Linked DNA regions of Homo sapiens: all the other regions are linked to region 5. The links are chromatin contacts, found by Hi-C or POLR2A ChIA-PET in ENCODE. All regions are on one chromosome and are shown on one strand. Each heading gives the region's core, a stretch centred on a gene start or an enhancer-like site at or near the end of the contact. The rest is flanking DNA. Distances are from core to core; before and after follow the strand shown. Region 1 holds the start of PARP12 (poly(ADP-ribose) polymerase family member 12). Region 2 holds the start of SLC37A3 (solute carrier family 37 member 3). Region 3 holds the start of KDM7A (lysine demethylase 7A). Region 4 has its middle 36 kb from the start of KDM7A-DT. Region 5 holds the start of BRAF (B-Raf proto-oncogene, serine/threonine kinase).

Evidence for each region. A loop is a pair of places that touch in the nucleus more often than their neighbours do. ChIA-PET counts read pairs that join two places held with the same protein, here RNA polymerase II (POLR2A). Pooled maps may share reads with other maps.
Region 1: a map of B cell shows a loop between it and region 5 (26-fold over the local background). The contact joins the promoter of PARP12 here to the promoter of BRAF in region 5. A Hi-C loop is called at or near these places in 3 of 168 maps with a recorded cell type or tissue (B cell, CD14-positive monocyte and naive thymus-derived CD4-positive, alpha-beta T cell) and 12 of 50 pooled maps.
Region 2: a map of B cell shows a loop between it and region 5 (4-fold over the local background). The contact joins the promoter of SLC37A3 here to the promoter of BRAF in region 5. A Hi-C loop is called at or near these places in 4 of 168 maps with a recorded cell type or tissue (B cell, CD4-positive, alpha-beta T cell, ascending aorta and 1 more), 1 of 37 single-sample maps with no recorded cell type and 15 of 50 pooled maps. POLR2A ChIA-PET finds 5 or more read pairs at or near these places in 2 of 52 experiments (OCI-LY7 and WTC11).
Region 3: a loop to region 5 is called in a map of ascending aorta, with 7 times the contacts of the local background. The contact joins the promoter of KDM7A here to the promoter of BRAF in region 5. A Hi-C loop is called at or near these places in 3 of 168 maps with a recorded cell type or tissue (CD8-positive, alpha-beta T cell, ascending aorta and gastrocnemius medialis) and 15 of 50 pooled maps.
Region 4: a pooled map shows a loop between it and region 5 (7-fold over the local background). The contact joins the enhancer-like site here to the promoter of BRAF in region 5. A Hi-C loop is called at or near these places in 1 of 37 single-sample maps with no recorded cell type and 6 of 50 pooled maps. POLR2A ChIA-PET finds 5 or more read pairs at or near these places in 1 of 52 experiments (activated T-cell).

The regions. Positions count from the first base shown.
Region 1 is chr7:140,061,512-140,064,211 of GRCh38, reverse strand. PARP12 (poly(ADP-ribose) polymerase family member 12) reads left to right here and starts at 1,261. Exons shown (of 12, transcript NM_022750.4): 1 at 1,261-1,690. The coding sequence starts at 1,365. RefSeq lists an enhancer at 1,114-1,323 and a silencer at 1,334-1,653.
Region 2 is chr7:140,397,280-140,399,979 of GRCh38, reverse strand. It overlaps SLC37A3 (solute carrier family 37 member 3), which reads left to right and starts at 1,450. Exons shown (of 15, transcript NM_207113.3): 1 at 1,450-1,564. RefSeq lists silencers at 1,303-1,532, 1,643-1,912.
Region 3 is chr7:140,175,544-140,178,324 of GRCh38, reverse strand. It overlaps KDM7A (lysine demethylase 7A), which reads left to right and starts at 1,342. Exons shown (of 20, transcript NM_030647.2): 1 at 1,342-1,581. The coding sequence starts at 1,388. It overlaps KDM7A-DT (KDM7A divergent transcript), which reads right to left and starts at 1,064. Exons shown (of 1, transcript NR_024451.1): 1 at 1-1,064. RefSeq lists silencers at 934-1,363, 1,404-1,503, 2,144-2,323, 2,334-2,613 and an enhancer at 786-1,709.
Region 4 is chr7:140,211,566-140,214,265 of GRCh38, reverse strand. No RefSeq gene overlaps it. Among named protein-coding and RNA genes, the nearest start is that of KDM7A-DT, 36 kb to the right of the region's middle. RefSeq lists enhancers at 1,654-1,723, 1-2,700. Within about 2 kb of position 1,450, at least 3 of the 41 ENCODE cell types and tissues checked have a DNase peak (open chromatin) inside an H3K27ac peak, as active enhancers do.
Region 5 is chr7:140,923,647-140,926,346 of GRCh38, reverse strand. It overlaps BRAF (B-Raf proto-oncogene, serine/threonine kinase), which reads left to right and starts at 1,418. Exons shown (of 18, transcript NM_004333.6): 1 at 1,418-1,781. The coding sequence starts at 1,644. LOC105375536 (a long non-coding RNA gene) reads right to left here and starts at 1,255. Exons shown (of 5, transcript XR_002956518.2): 1 at 1-1,255. RefSeq lists a silencer at 1,526-1,595.

The sequences.
Region 1 (2,700 bases), core at 12-2,511, 860 kb after region 5:
ACTCTCCCCCCACAATCCTTCTGCCTCTCATCTTCCCTTTTCCATTTTCCTAATACCTCCTACTGCCTCCTCTCAACTACCCTTGTGTGTTTCTTCATCTTTCTCCGTGCTTATTCAAAAATATCCTGCCACACACACACACACAGGCTTCTCTTTTTGTTATTCAGACATTTAAAAAAATTAATTCTTGATCATTCAACTTGATTATTTAGACATTTCTGTACAGCCATCTTTTCTCGTTTACCACCACATCATGGCTGTCTGCCCCTCTACATCCGCACACGGAGCTCTAACGCATGCTTGTTAAACAGCCTTCGTAATAGTCTTTAAAGATCAACCACACTGTTCCCACGTAACCCTACCTCCCAGGTAGGGTTCCCCCAGTAACACTTTCACACATAACTTATTTACTGTTCCTTTTACTTCTGGAAGATTCCGAGAGGAAAGATTGCTGGGTCAAAGGTCACACGCGTTTTCAATTTTAATAGCTATTCCTGGATTACCTCCTCAAAGGGCTCTAACAACTCGCATTGCTCTCAGCGTGTGAGAGGGTCCTTTGCTCTGAAGGGTCTTCTAAAATATTTGTTCAATCGTTACTTAGCAGGGGCTGGGAGTAACGGATTTTATTTTATTTTATTTTATTTTTTGAGACGGAGTCTCGCTCTGTCGCCCAGGCTGGAGTGCAGTCGCGCAATCTCGGCTCACGGATTTGCTCTTTTAAAGGACATACCCTTTTATGTTTAAATGAAGGAACTCATTGATGCACCGAGGCGAAAGGAACCTTTAATTAAGTGCGTCTTCTATGCGGAGTGATCGCTTTTGTCACTTGTTCGAGGGGTGAGAGCTCCCGTCAGTTGTCCCTGTTTCTGTGAGCCGTCTACGAAGCCCGGGCTTGGCCTGGGCGACGCTGAGCGGCTTTAACCGGCGGCGTCCAGCCGGCTCCGCCAGCGCTGCCGCCGCCCTCGAGGCTCCCTCTGACTGAAGGCGCGCTGAGCATCGCGGCATTAGGGGCTCCTGGTCCCTCAAACATCCAGGGAAGCCATTTTCAGGGACTAGGTACTGACCCCCGCGAGCCGCCACAGCCACAGCCCGCGCTCCGGGCCGAACGCCCGAGCTCAAGAGCTCCCGAGCTTCCGTCGGGCGGCGGCCTCACAGCTGGGGGCCCTGAGGCGGAAGGCGCAGCCGCTCAGCTGCGGACCGGGGGCGTGGCGAGGGCGCACAGGTTCTGTTTTTCGCCGGCCCGGGGCCGCTTTCGGTTTCGTTTCCCGCCGGCGTCTCCACCCTGCGAGAGCCGCCCGCCAGCCAGCGTCCGCCGCCGTCCGCGTCGCGCCACCCGCGGTCCGACGGGAGCAGGCCCAGCGGCCATGGCCCAGGCCGGCGTCGTCGGTGAGGTCACCCAGGTGCTGTGCGCGGCCGGGGGCGCCCTGGAGTTGCCCGAGCTGCGGCGCCGCTTGCGGATGGGCTTGAGCGCCGACGCGCTGGAGCGGCTGCTGCGGCAGCGTGGGCGCTTCGTGGTGGCGGTGCGGGCGGGCGGCGCAGCCGCGGCCCCGGAGCGCGTGGTGCTGGCCGCCTCGCCGCTGCGCCTGTGTCGCGCGCACCAGGGCTCCAAGCCGGGCTGCGTGGGGCTCTGCGCGCAGCTCCACCTCTGCAGGTTCATGGTCTACGGCGCCTGCAAGTTCCTGAGAGCCGGGTAAGGCGCCGCGCCGGGAGCGACGGCGGGCGGAGGTCCTGCGCGCCCTCACGCACTTCCAGCCCGCTTGGGGGTCCTACTTGAAGTTTGAGCAGACAATTCGGTGGCTCTGCCCTGACCTCGCACCGTCATTCACTAAAGCGAGCGTTTAATGAGCACCTGCGGAGTACCTGGCACAGTGCGAGGGACTCAGGGTCGAGTGGGGTCCTCTAGACGCCTGGGGGGAGAGAGTGATTTACATAGAGCATGGTAGTGCCGGGTGGAACACCCGGGTGTGGCCGTGTGGGGTGGGGAGGGAGGGAGGCGGCGGCTTAGGGGAACTCCACGACGCCGCGGGTCGCCCCTTGCCAGCTTTGAGGCCAGACAATGAAGGTTTTCTCTGCCCAGCAGCTGGTAGAGATCTTTAAACCCAGTTCAACCCTATTAATCTGCTTACAAACTGGAAAATGCAGACTCCCTGCCATCGCCCACAAGGTCCTGGGGCACTGGTCCCTGCCCACCCAGGACCCTTCTGTGACTGGAACACCCCCCCCCCCCCGGGCATTTCTGGGAGCCTGGGCATTTCTGGGAGTCTTTGCTCTGCCTGGAATGCCCTTCTTGCTCTTGGTTGGCCCTATTTGTTAATCCTTCAGGCCTCAACCTAAAGATCACATCCCATTTGAGGATTTTTCCTCCCCTTACTCTTGGTCACAGGGAACTGTTTATTTTCCTCATGGCACCCAGCTGCCAGTAGAATAGAAACTCCCTGAGGGCAGAGGCTCCAGCTGTCTCCCCAGCACTTAGCGTCCATGTTCTGTGCATAGCATGTGGCCAGTGGGATGTGTGGAAGGGATTGCTGAGGTTTATGCTAAAGAATTTGGGCCTCACCCTGGAGGTGATGGGGCGGGTAAAATGGCAGGAGAGAGCAACCATCAGGTTTGCGTTTTAGGAAGTCTAAGGTAGTGGTGTGGGTGCCAATTTAAGGGAGGATGTTGTGGGGGAACCACTGGGAAGCTAGTCATCAAGGAGAA
Region 2 (2,700 bases), core at 201-2,700, 530 kb after region 5:
AGTTCCTACATGAGGGTAAGAGACTAAATTAGTGGGTATGGGCGCCTTGCTCCAATTTGTAAAACTACCTCCTGCTATAAAGATATGCGAACTTTGGCCGGCTGCGGTGGCTCACACCTGTAATGCTAGAACTTTGGGAGGCCAAGGAGGGCAGATCACGAGGTCAGGAGATCGAGACCATCCTGGCTAACACGGTGAAACCCCGTCTCTACTAAAAATACAAAAAAATTAGCCAGGCGTGGTGGCGGGCGCCTGTAGTCCCAGCTATTCGGGAGGCTGAGGCAGGAGAATCCCTTGAACCCGGGAGGCGGAGCTTGCAGTGAGCTGAGATCACGCCACTGCACTCCAGCCTGGGTAACAGAGCAAGACTCCGTCTCAAAAACAAAAAACAAACAAACAAAAAGATATGCGAAGTTTAAAAAACGAACAACAACAACAAAAAGTTATGCGAAGTTTGTTTTGCTTCTGGATAAAGCCAACATGAGTGGTCTCCCCAATTACTACTATTAAGTAAGGAGGAACTATGTTTGACAAAAGGTGTTGTCAAGTTCTGTTATTTGAAGACTAGTGATTGTTTATCTTGAGAACAGGTATGTAATGGTTGTTGTGGAGATTTTCTGGATTAAGAGAAGTTTTTTTTCTTTAAAATTCGAACAAGTGTCTGTATTTTTTCCCTTTATTTAAGAAACGGTGGCGGCGGTGGTGGTGGTGGATGGGGGGCGGCTCTCACTACCTTGCCCAGGCTGGTCTCAAACTCTTGTTCTCAAATGATGCTCCTACTTCGGCCTCCCAAAGTGTTAGGATTACAGGTGTGAGACACTTGTGTTGGATTTTTTTTTTTTGGAGGCAGGGTCTCGTTCTGTTGCCCAGGCTGGTGCAGTGGAGCAATCACAGCTGCCAGCCTCAAACTTTTGGGCTCAAGCGATCCTCGCACCTCGGTCGCCCCAGTAGCAGGGACCACAGGCACATGCCACTACTCCTGGCTAATTTTAACATTTTTTGTAGAGATGGGGTCTGGCTATGTTGCTAAGGCTGGTCTTGAACTACTGGGTTCAAGTGATCCTCCCTTCTCGACCTCCTAAAGTGTTGGATTACAGGCGTGAGCCCACTGTGCCCGGCCTGCATTTAATTAGACACCTAAAATTTAGGCCGGTCAGTAGCACACTTAGCAGCACGTTACTTTTTATAAAAACAAAGACCGAATACCGCTTTTTTGAAAAAAAAAAAAAAAAAAAAAAAAAAAGGATGCACCAGTTCTCCCCATATCATTTCTTCTCTCTACCTCTCGTCTTTTGCAGCTAACATTACTGGCCAGGTCCGCAGCAGCAGAGTTCTGTGGGCTCCCAGCCTCCGCCCTCCTCGCCCTCCTCCGCGCCGGCAGGTGAGGCCGCGTGGCGGGACTACAACTCCCAGCGTGCCCCGCGACGGGAGGGTCACGTGGGCGTCCGGAAACCCTGGTCGCACCGCCAGGGGTGAGCTGGCGGCGGGGGAGGCGGGCAGCGGAGCCAAGCTGACCCGGCGAGCGGAGCCGGGGCTGGAGAGCGGCGACCACTGCGGATCTCGGGTGCGCAAGCGGTGATGCGTGGGGCCGAAGACCTGCTGGGGCGGGGGCGGGTCCAATCCGAGGGGCTTCCCGGGTCGGGAGGGCGGTGGGGAGATGTAGGTGGCGGCCCCCCTTGGGTGGGGCGCCCAGGCAGGGTCGGCCGCTCGCCCCCTCCTTCTCCTCCCTGGGCCCGGGCCTGGGGTCCCGGCCGTCACGGGGAGGCTGCGATGGGGTGGATGGGGAGGAGAAGGACCCCCGGGGGACCCTGCGGCCCGGCCCCGATCCATGCGGCAGAGGCTTTTGTGCTCCTCGCCCGCCTGTCCTCCGGCCGTGGGTCTGGGAGATTCTGACTTGATCAGAAAAGGGCTTGTCGTTCGGACCAGGGGAGAGGGGATGCTTTTCAGGTAGGTGGGGAAGGAAGCTCTTTGGAAAGGATGTATAGAGGTCAGAGAAGAAGCGTGGTCTCAGTGAGTGACTGGTTTTGTTTTCTGGTAACTAGCATGAACTCAGTCAAGGAATTTGGTCAAATTATTCGTCATTCCCTCCTTATTCTTCGCAGGGTGTGTTCTGTTTATTCTCAGTTTTGACAGGAGATAATGGGAATGTGTCCCCGGAGTTTTTAGTGTTTTTTTGAAATGTAAGATGGTAGGCTATCTCGTGGTAACTCTTACTGAAAAGTTTATAGTTTATAGGGAGGAGTGGTTCCTGGGGTGAGCAAAATCATTCAGTTGTTATCTTTTTGTCCACCGGTTTATTTCTACCTTTACACAAATTTATACATACATAAATATATATAACAGTTGTTGAAGGGAATGTCTTCAGTGCTTTGGTGCTTAAATGATTTCTTTTCAGTTTGTTTGATGTTTCTTGGATACTAGGCTCTATACTAAGAACTCCATATAAATTATCTCATTTAATTAATACATGAGGAAATTGAGCTTCGGGTTGGGCGCGGTGTCTCATGCCTGTAATCCCAGCACTTTGGGAGGCCGAGGCCTGTGGATTCCTTGAGGTCAGGAGTTCAAGACCAGCCTGGCCAACATGGTGAAACCCCGTCTCTACTAAAAATACAAAGATTAGCTGGGCGTCGTGGCGCATGCCTGTAATCCCAGCTACTCGGGAGGCTGAGGCAGGAGAATCGCTTGAACCTGGGAGGC
Region 3 (2,781 bases), core at 93-2,592, 750 kb after region 5:
AAGGAAAGAAAGGAAAGGAAAGGAAAGGAAAGGGAGGGAGGGAAGGAAGGAAGGAAGGAAGGAAGGAAGGAAGGAAGGAAGGAAGGAAAGAAAGGAAAGAAAGAAAGAAATGGAGAATTAGATCAGCGACTCTTTGCCTGGGGGTGGGTGACAGAACAACACTTCTTCCTCCCCTAACAAAAATTACCTATGGAGCTGTGAGGGCTTTCCCCACTGATAGAAATGCCAGCAGAAATTCAGCTACAAATACTCAATCCAATAATCCTTAACATCACTTCCAATCCACAGTTATGATTCCAACGCAATCTTTTCTATACAGTATTTGTCAGCTGTTTTTATTCTTCAGTTTATCATCTTATATTTGGCTCTCAATTTCACCCATAAATTATTGATGGCTTATTATACGCCAAGTACCCTGCGCTCCGCTTTTTGTGGTATCCCTCTTCGGAGCGAGAAGTCACTTAGAATTTTACCCCATCTTCCCCACTTGGGAATCGGAAGGGTTCATAGCTAAGTTTTGTTATTTATAAGCACGCCGGCTCTTCTCTATCCCTCTCTCCACCAACCCCATTTCAAGGTTGGTCCCTCCCAGCGGACGACAGTGATGAATTCCTCTTGGGGACAGCCCTCCCGCAACTAACGGTGGCTCCATCGACGCTCTGGTCTCCTTGCTGCTCGCTGGGAATTCGGGTGGGACGTTTTCCAAAGTTTGGATTCCACGGCACATTCCTCCCTCGGAAAGGCACAACCGGCTCGGCGTGTCAGCTCAGCTGGACTCACGCCGGTGCGGGGCCGCAGCTCCGGTTCTCGCTGGGCGGCTGCGGAGGGCTGGGCGATTCTCTCAGCGTCGCGAGGCGACCCGGGCAGCAGCAAACTTCTCCGCTTCCCCTCTTCGGGACGCGGCACCTCTTCTGCCCTTGAGCACTCCGCAGGAACTTCCCCCGGCCTCGGCTCTCGCTCCGAAATAACCGAGCCAGCTCCTCGCACGCTCCCGCCGTCCTCCTCCGGCTGCGGCCGCGCGCCCGCCGCCACCGCCACCACCGCGCGTGTCCTCACGGGGCCTCAGCTCCCTCCGCCCCCGCAGCCGCCTGCGTGCCCTTCAACAGCTCCCTCCGCCCGGCCGTCGCGGAGAGGAGCGGGGAGCGCGCGCCGGCGCCAGAGACGTGCGCGAGACGCACGGCCCCGCGCCGAGCGCCGGAAGCAGCCGAGTCTGGGCCTCGCGCGTCGCGCGCGCCTCCTCCCCCTCCGCCAGCCGCCGCGGCCTCGCGCGCGCGCACTGAGGCGCCGCCGCCGCCGCGGCTGCTGCAGGAGGCGGCGCTGGCTGGCGGCTGCGCTCGCTCCAGTCGGCGAGCGGAGTAGCGAGCGAGCGTGTGTGTGTTTTTTAAAGATGGCCGGAGCGGCGGCGGCGGTGGCCGCGGGAGCAGCAGCTGGAGCCGCCGCGGCAGCCGTGTCGGTGGCGGCTCCCGGCCGGGCCTCGGCGCCTCCGCCGCCCCCGCCCGTGTACTGTGTGTGCCGGCAGCCGTACGACGTGAACCGCTTCATGATCGAGTGCGATATCTGCAAGGACTGGTTCCACGGCAGGTAAATAAACCCCCTCCAGCCCCGCAGCCGCCACCGCCGGCCACCGACCAACCGCCGCCGCCGCCGGCCGCCCGCGCCTCCCTCGGGCCGGGCCGCCGCGCCGCGCCCAGCTTTCAGGGGGCCCCGGTGCCTAGCCCCCCGGCCGGGCAGTGGGGCGCGCGGTGCCCCGGGTTCGCCGGGCGGGCTCCAGAGGGGAGCCGGTGGGCTCGCCTGGCCCGGGCGAAGAGTCGCCACAACAAACACGAACAAAGAGGGCCGGCGGATAAGTTGGCAGGGGGAGCCTGGGGCGAGGGGACGCGGCCGGGCGGGCGCGGCGGGGGCGTCGGGCGGAGCGCCGGCCGGGTCCGCAGCCCCTCGCCAGCCCGGGCCGCCGCCGCCCCGCCCCGCCCCGCCGCGCCCGGGGCTCCGGCCGGAGTCGCCGGCCGCCCCGCCGCTCTGCCCGGCCGGCCGACGCGCCTGCCTTCCTTCCGGGCGGCGATGGGGTCGCCCCGGCCCCGCGTCTCCTCCGCGCCGCGGGTCCCTGTCGCGCCCCCTTCCCCGTCTTTATCAAACTTCCTGGGCCAGTGGGACGGGGGCAGCGGCGGGCCGGAGAGGCGACCGCGCCAGCCAGCTCGGCGGGGCTCCGCGGAGTAAACAGAGCAACAGATGAGGCACTCGCTCTCGGGGACTTGAAAGGTGCCGGGGAAGTTGGGGCCGGGCCCCCGGCGGGCGGCAGGTTGACCCGGGTCGCGGTCCTGGGCCCCCGCACACACCCGGGTCGCCGGGACTGGGGCAGATGGAGTGGGTTGCGGCGGCCCGAAGGGAACGCTTCTCCGGACCCCCTGCGTTGCCCTCGCGCCGCGGCTTAAACTTTACAAAGAGTGCAGTTGCCATCGCTCGAAGCTGGCGACACCGGGACCGCCTGCGGCTGTGCCCGGGCGCCGGTGCCGGCGAACTTGAGTCGGCCGGGCGGACGCTGCGGGGCCGGCTGGCGGCGGCGGCGGACGCTGCCCTCTGATTCAGCCGCCGCCGCGCTCCGGGTTTGACGTTTGAGAGCTCGGGCCGCCTCCGCAGCCAGGCCGCCGACTCGTGTGTTTTGTAATCAAAGTGTGAGGCTAATAAAGGGCGGCGCCACAGCCTCTTGACTCCGGCGTGGGAGGGATTCACAGGCATTTAAACAAAGAAACTAGTTGGGGTTGGGCTCCCAAAGTCCTTATTTGG
Region 4 (2,700 bases), core at 201-2,700, 710 kb after region 5:
GGCTTCTGCCCAGGTGGCCAACCACATGGCTGAAACCCTCCATTGACTTGGCAGCCAGTCCAGCCTACAGTTTCCTAGGGAACTGATGGCCAAGCAATCTGTAGCGCAACTTGGCATGGAGCCTGGGACATTTTATGAGGGCCAGATGGTTGGACTCTGTGCATTGTCAGTGTTGCAGGGTGGGCAGCTGAGGGTCTCAGAGGTAGGACTCAACACTAGGACAGGGAGTGTCTGAAGGCTGGAAACTCACATAGGTGAGAAGGACAAGAACGGAGAGTTGGAAGTCAGGAGAGCATAGAACCACAGCTTGGTGAGAGGTCCAGAGCCAGGTGTTGTTGGTTCTAAGAGTCAAGATAAGAAAGTGAGTTAAAAAGAGACTAGGAGTGACCACATAGTTAGAATCTGGGTCAAGACTATTATTCACGCCTTGAGAGCAGAAATCTGGTCTCTTTTTCTCTGCTGTCTCTGTGCTGCCGAAATCACTGCCTGGAAGAAAATAAGAGTCAGGTCAGACTGAGTCAGGAATCTCAAGGGGTTACTTGAAGGTCAGGGCTTGATCATGGAAGAATGAGCTCTTTCCACCCAAGGAGGTAGACATAGTTCCAATGAGAAAACTGACCATACATTTTTAAAGTTTATTTATTTATTTATTTGTTCATTTATTTATTTCTGAGACAGAGTCTTGCTCTGTTGCCCAGGCTGGAGTGCAGTGGCACAATCTTGGCTCACTGCAACCTCCGCCTCCCAGATTCACACTATTCTCCTGCCTCAGCCTCCCGAGTAGCTGGGACTACAGGCACCCACCAACATGCCCACAACATGCTAATTTTTGTATTTTTAGTAGAGACGGGGTTTCACCATATTGGTCAGGCTGGTCTTGAACTCCTGATCTCGTGATCCACCCGCCTTGGCTTCCCAAAGTGTTGGGATTACAGGCGTGAGCCACCGCGCCCAGCCTATTTATTTTTAAGACAGGGTCTCATTCTGTCACTCAGGCTGGAGTGCAATGGTATGATCATGGCTTACTGCAGCCTTGACCTCCTGGGCTTAGGTGATTCTCCTGCCTCAGCCTCCCAGTAGCTGGACCACAAGCGCATGCCACCATGTCCAGCTAATTTTTTGTAGAGATGGGGTTTTGCCATGTTGCCCAGGCTGGTCTCAAACTCCTGGGCTCAAGAGATCCACCTGCCTTGGCCTCCCAAAGTGTTGGTATTACAGGCGTAAGCCTGGGATTACAGATTGTGCCCGGCCTTTTTAGTTTACTTGCTAGGATTAATACCTAAGTGGAACATTGATGGTAGAACAAAACAAAACACAAGGAAAAAACATTGAAATAATCCTGGTACTAGGGATAAGGTAATCTTTGCTAAGGGCTAGATTCCCCAGCACCTTGGACACCCTAGCCCAGGTGTGAGAAGGCGGGGCAGCTTGTTGGGTGTGTTCCATTGCTAAACTGACCTGGAGCAGGGAGGAGGCTTCAGGGTGGGAAGCCGAGGGACCGGAAATGAACCTCTAGAACTGACTTGCCCTGAGAAGGCAAGAAGTGACAGAAACAAAACCTAATCAACAGATATTTTCTGTCTCGATCTTACTCAGCAGATACTTAGATTGAAGTAGTTCAGAGCATGCACACGGGCAGGCTGAGTTATGTAGCAGGGAGGGGAAACCATTTGTCATACGTAGTTGTAGATGAGTGCAAAATGCTCCATGGGTTGGATTTTTTCCTGGTGGCAGCTAGAACTAGGATGTAGGCACACCTGGGCAGTGATTGGAGGGGCTGTCGGACAAGGAGAAAGTCCTGGACTGCTCATAGTCCGCAACCTGGACTAGAAGTTCAGGCAGTAAACTCCAGCCACCAGCAACAGGAGCTCTGGGCTCTGAGGCTCCTGGTGGCTTTAGGCAGGAAGCCTGTTACACATGGGGCCTGGGGCCAGCCCTGTGTCTATGTTTAGGGAGCAGGGAGAGGACTAGGGTGGAGGCAGGCATGTGAAGGCAAGGGAATGGCCACGGAGGTGGCTCAGGCGTGTCATTTCCTCTAGTCTCATCAATGACTCTACATGATCCAAGGCTTCCCATCATCATCATCATCACCATCATCATCACCATCATCCAAGTGCCATGTATGAATCACTTCCTATTTGTTCAATTACCTCACTCACAAAACTCTGTAAGTCAGGAATTATTATTATTCCCAGAAGGGGAAACTGAAGCTCAGTGAGGTTAAGCGACTTGCCAAAGGTCATACACCTAAGAAGTGGTAGAGCCACACTCTGGATCGAGGACTAATGGATCCCAAACTCTAGTAGCAGCTTAGAGGGTTAGGAGCACAGACTGTGGAAACAGACGCGCTACTTGCATGGCTGTGGACAACTCTGTGACTCAGTTTTCTCACCTGTGAAATGGGGATGATGGTGATAAGAGAGCTACCTTATAGGGCAGTACTGAGGATCAAGTGAGCAACTGTAAAATATAACTCCAGGAGGAGGGTTGCTTAATTTAGCAAATCAAATACAGGATGCCCAGGTAAATCTGAATTTCAGTTAAACAATGGATAATATTTGAATTTATTTATTTATTTATTTATTTTTGAGATGGAGTTTTGCTCTGTCACCCAGGCTGGAGTGCAGTGGTGCGATCTCAGCTCACTGCAACCTCTGCCCACTGGGTTCAAGCAATTCTCCTGCCTCAGCCTCCCTAGTA
Region 5 (2,700 bases), core at 169-2,668:
CCACCACACCAGGCTAATTTTTTGTACTTTTAATAGAGATGAGGTTTCACTACGTTGGCCAGGCTGGTCTCAAACTCCTGGCCTCAGGTGATCCATCCGCCTCAGACTCCCAAAGTGTTGGGATTACAGGCGTGAGCCACTGCGCCCGGCCTACAATGTTCATCTTATAGGTTATATTTTTTCAATGCAGAAGAATGTTAGTATTCTCATTCATCAAGCAGCCTCACACAGCATCCTTTACCTGAGAGTAAGCATCAGCTCCCAGGCTTACGGTGACCCTAATCAATATGAAGACACCCTGTTTCAGAAGTCAGTAGGACACCTTTCTATTTCTTGAATCATCCAAAATACAGTAAGGAGGTCGCTGGTGACTTCCCCCATGATGGGAAGTACTAAAAGGCAGAATCCACTTAGTTTTTCATGACTTCATGTTTAGGTTACTTTGGTGATTCACTCCAGGCCATTGGGAGCCCACAGTAATTGTTTCTCATTCCCGTTTCTCTCTTCCTTAAACTTTTCTTTTCCAATTATTTATTCTTTATTAGATCCATGTATTTTTAATAATGAATTGAATTTCATTCTGTAATTGGGCTTCTCAAAGATAATTGACCTCTTCTCTCCCAATTGTTTTCATGCGTATTTTGCAGAGAATGCTTGGAATATTCTGTTCATGAAAGGCACAAAGTACATAAAATATTTTGAGTGATTTTCTTCAAAATAAAAATGATTAGTTTTGATGCTTCAGATGTCTAGAATGCTATGTGCCTTGTACAGGCCCTACGGCATGGAAAGTGCTCAACTGATATTTGTTAAATGAATGAATCTGGAAAACGAAAAATACACGAAATATTTTATTCCTCAACAATGAAGAAAAAGCTTTCAGACTTCCATTTAGACTCGTTTTAACTGGCTGAATTCTTCAATGAAAAGAAAACACGCGTCGCACTGCTAATTTAGCTGTTCCTAAATATATTTCCATCAAATTCTGCTTGGCTGTTTCAACCTTGGGGTTGAAGTTCTTATTTTGATGACACAGAGACGTTCATTGCAGTGGAAATAGCAAGTAGTATTGGCTTCCCCGCCTTCCTCCCTCTAGGATTTCAACTTCTCCTCCTCGAACACCAGCCCTGCTCTTCTAGTAAATCCCACATTACAGAACAGGCTGAGGACGGAGGAGACAAGAGGAAAGTAGGAAACCGGAGCCATGGAAACGGCGGAGCGGAGGCAAAGTGTGAGAGCGCGGGTGGTTAGAAGGGAAAAAACCCTCCCCGGACGACGGCGCGAAGGCGCGCCTCAGATTACGTCACGCACCGGGGTGACGTCACGACCGTGACACGCGGGTGACGCCGTTGCCGCGGCGACTTCTCGTCGTCTCCGCCCCCTTCCCCCGCTCCCCCCCGCACCCCCGCCTAGCGTCCTTCCCCCAATCCCCTCAGGCTCGGCTGCGCCCGGGGCCGCGGGCCGGTACCTGAGGTGGCCCAGGCGCCCTCCGCCCGCGGCGCCGCCCGGGCCGCTCCTCCCCGCGCCCCCCGCGCCCCCCGCTCCTCCGCCTCCGCCTCCGCCTCCGCCTCCCCCAGCTCTCCGCCTCCCTTCCCCCTCCCCGCCCGACAGCGGCCGCTCGGGCCCCGGCTCTCGGTTATAAGATGGCGGCGCTGAGCGGTGGCGGTGGTGGCGGCGCGGAGCCGGGCCAGGCTCTGTTCAACGGGGACATGGAGCCCGAGGCCGGCGCCGGCGCCGGCGCCGCGGCCTCTTCGGCTGCGGACCCTGCCATTCCGGAGGAGGTGAGTGCTGGCGCCACCCTGCCGCCCTCCCGACTCCGGGCTCGGCGGCTGGCTGGTGTTTATTTTGGAAAGAGGCGGCGGTGGGGGCTTGATGCCCTCAGCCACCTTCTCGGGCCAGCTCCGCGGGCTGGGAGGTGGGCATCGCCCCCGTGTCCCTCTCCGTCATGCAGCGCCTTCCTACGTAAACACACACAATGGCCCGGGGGGTTTCCCTGGCCCCCACCCCAGATGTGGGGATTGGGGCAGCGGTGGTTGAGCGGGAGGCTATCAATAGGGGGCGAAACTCAGGGTTGGTCCGAGAAGGTCACGATTGGCTGAAGTATCCAGCTCTGCATCTCTGTGGGGTGGGGGCGGCGGCGGCCTCGACGTGGAGGATATAGGTTAGTTGCTGGGGCTGAGACAACAGCCCGAGTTACTGTCGCGTGTAATTCTTACATGGTCGTGGGGATGATGGGGCTCATCATTTCCTCTCTCCTCTCCCGGACTGCCCCCCTTCTCAGTCCGCTGCCCTTTTTCACTTTTCTATTTGGGGATTTCTCTTCACCTGTTTTACCCAGCAAATTATTTTGATTTAGTCTTTACTTTTTCAATCCTAAATCGCAGTTTCCGATGCCTTTTCTGGTCTCTGGTCCTCTGTTCCTAATGTTTGTCAGCGCTCTGTCGCTGATTGGTAACCCCCATTCTATTCCCATCTACCGCCCGCTCATTTTCCAGTTGTCGGACCTGCCTGCCTTCTAACCCCAGCTCCCACTTAAGAGCATTTTTGCACTTCTCTTACCCTGGTCCTCTTGAGGCTCTGTACTTGATCTCACCACTCCCTAACATTGTTGTCTGTTGTTATCTTCACAAATCCTCCTGGACACTTTGGAGCTACTTGTTTTCTGAGCCCAGAAGCTGTCAAGATTCCATCAGGTTTCAC